Linked DNA regions of Homo sapiens: regions 1 and 2 are each linked to region 3. The links are chromatin contacts, found by Hi-C or POLR2A ChIA-PET in ENCODE. All regions are on one chromosome and are shown on one strand. Each heading gives the region's core, a stretch centred on a gene start or an enhancer-like site at or near the end of the contact. The rest is flanking DNA. Distances are from core to core; before and after follow the strand shown. Region 1 has its middle 180 kb from the start of TET2. Region 2 holds the start of TET2-AS1 (TET2 antisense RNA 1). Region 3 overlaps TET2 (tet methylcytosine dioxygenase 2).

What was found. Hi-C counts contacts between places; a loop is a spot of excess contacts on that map. ChIA-PET counts read pairs that join two places held with the same protein, here RNA polymerase II (POLR2A). Pooled maps may share reads with other maps.
Region 1: a pooled map shows a loop between it and region 3 (12-fold over the local background). The contact joins two enhancer-like sites. A Hi-C loop is called at or near these places in 14 of 37 single-sample maps with no recorded cell type and 11 of 50 pooled maps.
Region 2: a pooled map shows a loop between it and region 3 (2.2-fold over the local background). The contact joins the promoter of TET2-AS1 here to the enhancer-like site in region 3. A Hi-C loop is called at or near these places in 1 of 37 single-sample maps with no recorded cell type and 1 of 50 pooled maps. POLR2A ChIA-PET finds 5 or more read pairs at or near these places in 1 of 52 experiments (activated T-cell).

What each region holds. Positions count from the first base shown.
Region 1 is chr4:104,965,507-104,968,206 of GRCh38, reverse strand. No RefSeq gene overlaps it. Among named protein-coding and RNA genes, the nearest start is that of TET2, 180 kb to the left of the region's middle. Within about 2 kb of position 1,391, at least 11 of the 41 ENCODE cell types and tissues checked have a DNase peak (open chromatin) inside an H3K27ac peak, as active enhancers do.
Region 2 is chr4:105,351,441-105,354,140 of GRCh38, reverse strand. TET2-AS1 (TET2 antisense RNA 1) reads left to right here and starts at 1,260. Exons shown (of 6, transcript NR_126420.1): 1 at 1,260-1,461.
Region 3 is chr4:105,190,716-105,193,415 of GRCh38, reverse strand. All of the region lies in intron 2 of TET2 (tet methylcytosine dioxygenase 2), which reads right to left. The region is part of intron 2 of TET2-AS1 (TET2 antisense RNA 1); the gene reads left to right. Among named protein-coding and RNA genes, the nearest start is that of TET2, 45 kb to the right of the region's middle. Within about 2 kb of position 1,420, at least 4 of the 41 ENCODE cell types and tissues checked have a DNase peak (open chromatin) inside an H3K27ac peak, as active enhancers do.

The DNA.
Region 1 (2,700 bases), core at 142-2,641, 230 kb after region 3:
CATTGATTTTCCAATATCATAACTTTATCTGTACATATGATAATTTTATTGGATTATGTCTACCCAAATTCACAGCTGAGAAAATATTTCAGATTAATATCAGATATTATTCAGGGCAATTGGACAGAAGCACACTTATTCATCTTGATGGAAAAAATGAATTTAAGGGGGCCTCTTCTCTTGGAAGTTTATTCGTTTTCTATCCAGTGTGAATTAATCAGAATAAAACTTTTAAAAAATCTGAAAAAAATGTTTAAACTCTTTTTAAATATATATTTGATTTTTAAAATTTGCAAATGGGTAAATATTTTTAATTTTTAATTTTTTTTTTTTTTTTGAGACGGAGTTTCCCTCTTTTGCCCAGGCTGGAGTGCAGTGGCAGGATTTTGGCTCACTGCAACCTCTGCCCCCCAGGTTCAAGTGATTCTCCTACCTCAGCCTCCTGAGTAGCTGGGATTATAGGCACCTGCCACCACGCCCAGCTAATTTTTATATCTTTAGTAGAGACGAGGTTTTTGCCATGTTGCCCAGGCTGGTCTCAGACTCCTGACCTCAGGTGATCCACCTGCCTCGGCCTTCCAAAGTGCTAGGATTACAGGTGTGAGCAACCTCACCTGGCCTATTTTTATTTATTTTTTTAACATTTATTTTAAGTTCAGGGGTACATGTGCAGGTTTGTTACCTAGGTAAACTTGTACTTTTTAACTTTGAGGAACCGTTTTCCATAATGGCTATACTAATTTACATTCCCACCAACAGTGTACAAAGTTTCCTCTTCCACTGACATCCTGCGTGGTCTGTGTTCTTTGAATGGAGACCAGGGACCAGGAACTAGTCTGCAGTGAGCAGGGTGTGAGGCCAAGGCACAAATCACGTGTGTGTTTATATCTGTATAACAAGAAAATGTGCCGCAGGCAGTTTTAACTTGTCTAGTCCCTTTCTTTACTCTTGAAAAACCAGTCCTAGAGTACTTTGGGGAAGAAGCCCAGAGTGGCAATTAATGTTATTCACCCTCCTCCCACTCTGTAAATATGGGCTTTTCCCATGGTTAAGCAGAGGCTGTTTATTAATTTTTTCCTGTACTTTCTCCCTCAGTGATCTCCTGCACTCGTGTGTCCCCATGAATGTGCCCAGCTGTGTGTTAGTCCAGTAATTGCTGTGCTTTAAAGCATCTTTTCTTCTCCCCCTTGAATTAAATCTGTCAATTGTGAACCAGTAAACCAGTTTTCTCAAGAATTTTCAGTGGTTTCTTATAAAATTAGGCCACCAGTACTTTCACTCTTTGTCAATCAAAAGGAGGAAATTCAAGCGAAGTCAAGGTGCATATGTTAGTGAAAACTGAACTCCGGATTGGATGTCAGGTTCTTGTTTCAGCTCTGCCTTTAACAAGCTGGGTGGTGTTGTGCAACTTAGTTTCCTTATTACTAGCATGGAGGGGTGGGACTAGAAGACTTCTAGTTTCCTCCCAGCTCAATGAAAGCAAAGAATGCTTTCTTCTTAAGTTTTATTAGTGTTTCTCAGTATTTCTTTAACCTTCCGTGGATGAACTGCCTGATACACTGGAAGTGCACAAATAGATTTAAAAGTTTCACTTATGAGGTAGGTAATTAGGTTTTATCCAGTTGCTTACAGCATGCTAGGTATTGAGGGGAAAGTTAACTAGTTTTATCAGCCCCTGGTTTGAGTAAGTAGTAGTCAGTGTTTTGAGGAGTTGGGACTAGAAGAAAGAAAGGAGATTTGTTAAAAAATAAAGGTGGGCTGCTGTGTACCTAAGCAAGGACATCAACCTTCAGTTATCAAACAATAATAATTCACAGAATGGTTTTCAGAAAATCTAAACATAGCAATTAAAAATTTCAAGCTGAGATTTGAAGAAATCTGGAAGTTTATCCTTCTGTCTCAGGAAGATTTTATATTTCTGTTTTAGCATTTGAAACTCCAGCTCCTGCCGAATGCTTCTGGTTTCAGAGAGCTCACAATATTATAAGTCCAACTGTTTTGTTTCCAGTGTTGATACACTTTACATGGGTACTGTGTTTTCCAGAGAGTGGAAAAGCACTTTGATTATATACAATACTCATGTGTGTATGATGGGAAAAGATAGTCACTCTATTTTCTTTTTTAGGGGAAGATTAACATTCAACTAAAGGATACTCTGAATGATCATTCTACTTGTGCATCTGACAGGTTAGAAACAGACTGCGAGATTACAATATATTACTACTAATTATTTCTCATATTTTCAACCTTGATATGAGCTATTTTATGATAAGCCCTTGTCTCCAGGAACCTGGAAGTTTCAAGAGCTCTAAAACAATCATTCATAGCAGACTTCTTTACCGTGAGGCTATTCCTGTGTTCATGTTAAGATCACATCATTCTGAGGAACATGGCTCAAAAGAATTAATTTCAAGAATAAGTAACATTGTCTAACATTCTGGCCGTAGAAGTGTTTTCTCTTCCTATATCATGTTTTCCACTTGCGAGGAAAATTTTTAATGAAAAACACTTTGGCAGCAAAAAGAACAAAGCTGGAGGCATTGTACTACTTGCCTTCAAAATAGTATAGTAATCAAAACAGCATGATACTGGCATAAAAACAGACACATAAACCAATGGAACAGAGTAGAGAGCCCAGAAATAAATCCACATATATATGGCCGTTTGATTTTTGACAAAGATGCCAAGAAAACACAGTGG
Region 2 (2,700 bases), core at 11-2,510, 160 kb before region 3:
AAGGTGGCCTATAGTTTGGGTGGGAAATTATGAGATCAGTTTCAGGCTTGTTAAGTTGGAGATGGCAGCATGTGATAATATCTAGCAAATTCTTTATGTGCTCAGATGGGAGGTTAAGTCTGGAGGTGACATTAGGGACACCATGTTCTTATGACCACCTAGCCATGGTTGATTGATCCAAGGTGATCACTTAACCTTTTCCCTTGACTGTACCCCCTGCTGAAATTGATTTATTCGAGACCTAAGCCTAAACTGAGCCAATCAAAAGCCTTACTTAGAAATCTGGAATTGAGACCAAGACATTACAACCCAGTCTTCCTGCTCTCTGGAACAAAAGAGATATAAATTCAAAATGGTCTGCACACAGGAAAATGAAACAGTCACACAGAAAAAGAAAACAAAATTGGTAGAAAACTCACATGTTTGAGTCTCTGATCCCAAGTATTCCTTATTTAGGCAGCTTCATTCTTGCCTAAGATCCTTAAATATGTTTGTAAAATTTATGCTAGTTCAAGTTAGGTTTCTATTACTTGCAACTCCCAACTAATACCAAGAAACCACATGCAGGTGATAACTGCAGACACTCGTCATGAATAAACTACCTGAGGGAGCAGGAAAGGAATGAGAGCAAAACTAACTTGGCATTGTGGGTGTCAGAGAAGCCAGGATAGGAACGGAAGGTTAGAGGGACAATTGTATCAAATGCTAGTCTCTCTCTCTCTTTCCTCTCCTCTCTCTCCTGGAGCTGGACACACTTCATCTCCTTCTTTTGGACATCAGAACTTCGGCCCCTCCAGCCTTTGGACTCTAAGGCCTAGTGGTCAAGGAAGATGAGGTCAGAGGAAAGCCTGCCGAATTGAGTTTTGGGAGTTCACTAGTAGCTTTAAAATTGTCTACCATTCTCAACAGACTAACTGTAATGAAATTTCAAAGTTAAAACTTTTTTGAATCTTGGCAAACAATGTTCCATCTTTTATAAGTCTCTTTTACTCAGAACACATGTTTAGTATGCCCGTATTTAATTTATACCTGTCTGTTAAACGGGTTGACTGCATTAAGTCTATGGTGGTGGTGGTGGTTCAAAATAGTCTGACCTTTTAAAGACAAGGTTACTGATTCCAGCTGAGTCATTCCCTTAGTCTTGAGGTTAGGAACCAGCTTAGAAACAGCTGAGAGTGACATCACTGTGGCCATTTGAAAAGGCAGAGAAAGAAGGGTACATCGGGCTGCTTCAGGAAGACTGGAATAGAGACCTTCACAGAAGAGAGAGGCCCCATATCAGAAGGAAGTGTGACCCAGAAGGATGGAGCTCTTCAGAGACAGGCTTCTTTGAGAATCAAGAAAGATTCAGAACAGGTGAATTGAGTAGATTGTGGCTTTTGGAAACTGAGTAACACAGTAGCAAATTGCATAGCGTTTTAAACACTGCAACCTGACTTAAGAGAGAATCCCCCTGTAAAGGTAAGGCTGAGGGATGGTCAGTATAAATACCTTAGGAAATGTAGGTTACCTCTTATCTACCCCCGGTCTCTTTGCTTTTCTTGTTACTGTGTTGTTCCATGTATTTGTGTTTGATAAGAAAATGAACCGATATGTGTAAAAGTGTGTGTATATGTGTTTGAAGGATAGACGGGAGGTTGTTGGTTGCCCAGATTTACATTTCTCCAGGCTTAAATCACCGTGCCTTTTACAGTAGCCAAAAGAGGCACACAGTTCTAGAAGCACTGACTGAGGGTCCAGAGGAGAAAAATTCAAAGATGTTCACTAATAGTACCAGAAAGACCTCAAGTCCCTCTGAGTCTCAGCTGTGGTCAAAGGAGGAAAATGCCATCCTAGATTTTTCTGTAACATATTTGGGACCTATTTGGAGAGAAGATAGAGGCATACAACTTTGAGTGCTTATAGAAAACACTAGTTTCAATTTGTACTGCATGTCACCTACTGACCCGTATTGCCCTCAGTATGAAATGTGTTGTTGCAGTGATCTCTAGCTGCTTTTTTGTTGTCGTTGCTTTTGAACCCCAAGTTAAGTATGATGAAAACCTTCCAAATCTGCCTAGATTACTGCCAAGAAAGAGATGGGTGCATACTGATCCCATGCCAGGCAAATGAAAAACTGGCAACATCCTGGGATGAGCTCTCCTGCTGCCAGTTTAGTTTTTGCTTACATGTGGCCAATGGTTGTCAACACTCATGATGAGGGGGTATAAGCATGAGCTTGTCACCTCAAAGGCTAGGTTACCAGATTTAGCATTGTTTAAAGAAGTAACAAGAAACACTAAAAGTTTAACATCTGACATGGTTGAATGTGGCTACTCAAACAATAATTTAAAAGAATTAGCAGTTCAAAAAAGTGATTCCTGACAAATTATATGAAGGAAAGCTAACTAAAAGTGCCATCTGTTATGATTAAAACTAGGTAAAATGTATACATGTATACAAACAGAACACAAAATAATACAGGAAAACTAATGAAGGTGATTTCTTGGAGTGATGGACATCTGGATGATTTTTACTAATTCCTGTTGATGTTATAATGTTATGGGTATAACAAATTTAAAGTAACCAAAATTGGTGGATTTACAGCAAGTGATGGTTTTTTGCTTGAAATACAATAAAAACGTCTTAACCTAAACCATTCTCATAATCATTGAATCAGAGTGGCCCAAGTCCAGATTCTTGTAAGCTAAGCAGTTATGT
Region 3 (2,700 bases), core at 171-2,670:
TAATCTTTAGCTTGACTTTAGGATTTTACTAAATTTGGCCTTACCCTGCTTTCCCATCTTCTCTCTATTTGCCAACATGAACTTTATACAAGGTCGCCTTTTTCCTGCTTCCCACTTGCCCTCTGCCTGGCCCATTCCTGCCCTAAAGGCCAACATTCTTATTTCACTCCATTTCATGCTGTTTCCCCTCCACTTCTCTCCACTGGGATGTCATTCTTTGTTATCGATCCCAATTCTTCCTGTCCTTCAGGATCCAGGCCATGCCCTGTCACCTTCCTTTGTGAAGCCTCCTCTGTTATAGTCCAGATGGACCTTGCTATTCAACTTCCAAAGTTCTTGTCCATATCACTTACTTAAGTGTATGTGTAAATATTTACTGATGTATAAGATACTGTGATTCTTTTTAAATCACTCTGCATAAAACCTTTTACTACTCCAGGTCTTTTGGCTGTTCTCCACTACCTGCAATTCCTTCAGATAACTTCATGGCTTGTTTTTATATCTTTATCAGATTTTTATTTAAGACATAATCTTCTCTTGAAGCTGCCTTACTTGACTACTATATCTTCAATTACTACCTAACCCTGCCACTCAATTTCCTTTTTCTGCTTTACATTTTTAAAACTTAGCACTTCTTGGTATTTACTATATTATACATTTTATTTTGTATGTGTCTGTCTCTTACTCTAATGGATTCTAAGCTCAACAAGGGAAGAGATTTTTGCCTCTTACTCATTAATGCCACTCTAGTTCCTAGAAGAGTGCCTGGTATTTGGCAGGTGCTCAAGAAATATTTTTGAATGAATTCATATTTCAAAAACTAAAAGCAACATTAATAAAAGTGGTTAATAATAAAACAAATACCAATATAAAATTGAGAACTTACTATATGTTGGGCAATGTACAGGTAATGCATAAAATAATCCTGTTATTATCTATTATTACCTACTTTCTTCTTTGCCATTTAAAGCAGGGCTTACAGAGGTTAAATAATTTTCCCAAGAACACATTCCTAATAAATGTACTAAAAATAAACTCTAGGCTTATTTGCTATTGAAAATATGTCAAGGGCTGAGCTTATCCAACTGTAAAAAATTAAATGCAAAACAAGATTTTTGAGGAGATATGAGGGAAGAACTCCTCAGAGAGCTACCTGTAAAACCTTTTCCCTCAATGGCTAATATTTTAATTTGTTGTCTTCGTTTTTTTTTTAAGTTATCTTATAATTTTCCATAAACTTCTGCACTTTATTCCTTACCCAGGCTTAACGTTCAAGAAGAGAAAATCTTCTGACTAATGTTATGACTTCATTAAGGAGGAAAATTCCATCTTAAAAATGCGCTCTCAGTTCTCATGTAAAAGACAAGAGCAGAATGAGTAGTCACAGTTCTCACAGAGTGAGGTAAAGCAATCATCAAGGGAGGAGGGGAAAAGTAAAGAATGCTTTATTCATAATTACCTAAGATTTTCCAGCATGAGAGGGGAAAGAGGAAGTCTATTTTCAGTGACAATGATTACTCTAAAAATATTAACATGCAAGGGGAAAATTTTCATTCTGAGAGTTACTACTATACTGAGTTCTCTTTCCCTCACAGAGTGACTTAAAATTCCCAAGGTAGAGAGGTAATCTAGACAGATGCGCTTGCCCTGTGTCTTGAAAATGGCAACATCCAGGAATCATGGGAGTTCAACTGAGGACACACTGGAAAGGATTTCTCAGCACCAGAACAGTCTCTGAGAAGTATCAAGTGGCAGAGTGGATACTTATATCCTCAGGTGTCTGCAGTAAGGCAGAGATTAGAGCTATACAGGCTTATTAGAAGATTTGTTATGCTGAATGCATAAACAAGATTTAGTGAAACTGAAGCTGAATTACCTACTAAAAGGATTATAGACAAAAAAAAAGCCTAATTCTTCCTTTTTTCTATCTAATCCAGAGTCTCTCCTGCAATGTCTCTATAATTTTAACTGTCTTATATAGTTCAGGCAAAATTATATATTGTAGAATTCATTCTCATCTTCATCTTAAACATTTTAGACAAAAATATATTAGTTCCCTACTTCTATACATGCATATATGAGAAAATGGTCTGACAACCCTTAGGTTGGGACACTCAGCAGGTCATGGCATTCAGAGCAAATTGATTTTTATTAAGATAATTATAAGAACATGATTAAAAAAGTATTTTGTATCTCCCTCTTTCTTTTGTATTTTCAGAAAATCATATGAACTGGGCCTGGGGGCATGCACCTGTAATCCCAGCTCCTTAAGAGGCTAAGGCAGGATGATGGCTTGAACCCAGGAGTTTCAGAGCAGCCTGGGCAACATAGCCAGACTCTGTCTCTATCCATTAAAAACAAACCGTATGTAAAATCACATAGCTGCTCCTGAGATCTGCCATTCCATAATTTAGTTCTCTGCTAGTTCTATGGCACCAAATTGTCACAAGACTGACTAGCCAGGTGCAGGAGGTACTCACTTTTCAGATCAGCAAGTAACCACAAATACCATTTATTTGGTCCTTAACAAGATTGAGACGAAGTGGCTACAAGTGAAGCAAAATGGAGGCGATAAATACTCTAACAACTGGTTATAGATATCACATTTTCTTATGTTTATAGTTACATTTGAATAATCCTTACCTCTTTTTAAAAACTCCATAGACATTGAGAATTGATAAAAATCTATCTTTCTCCAGA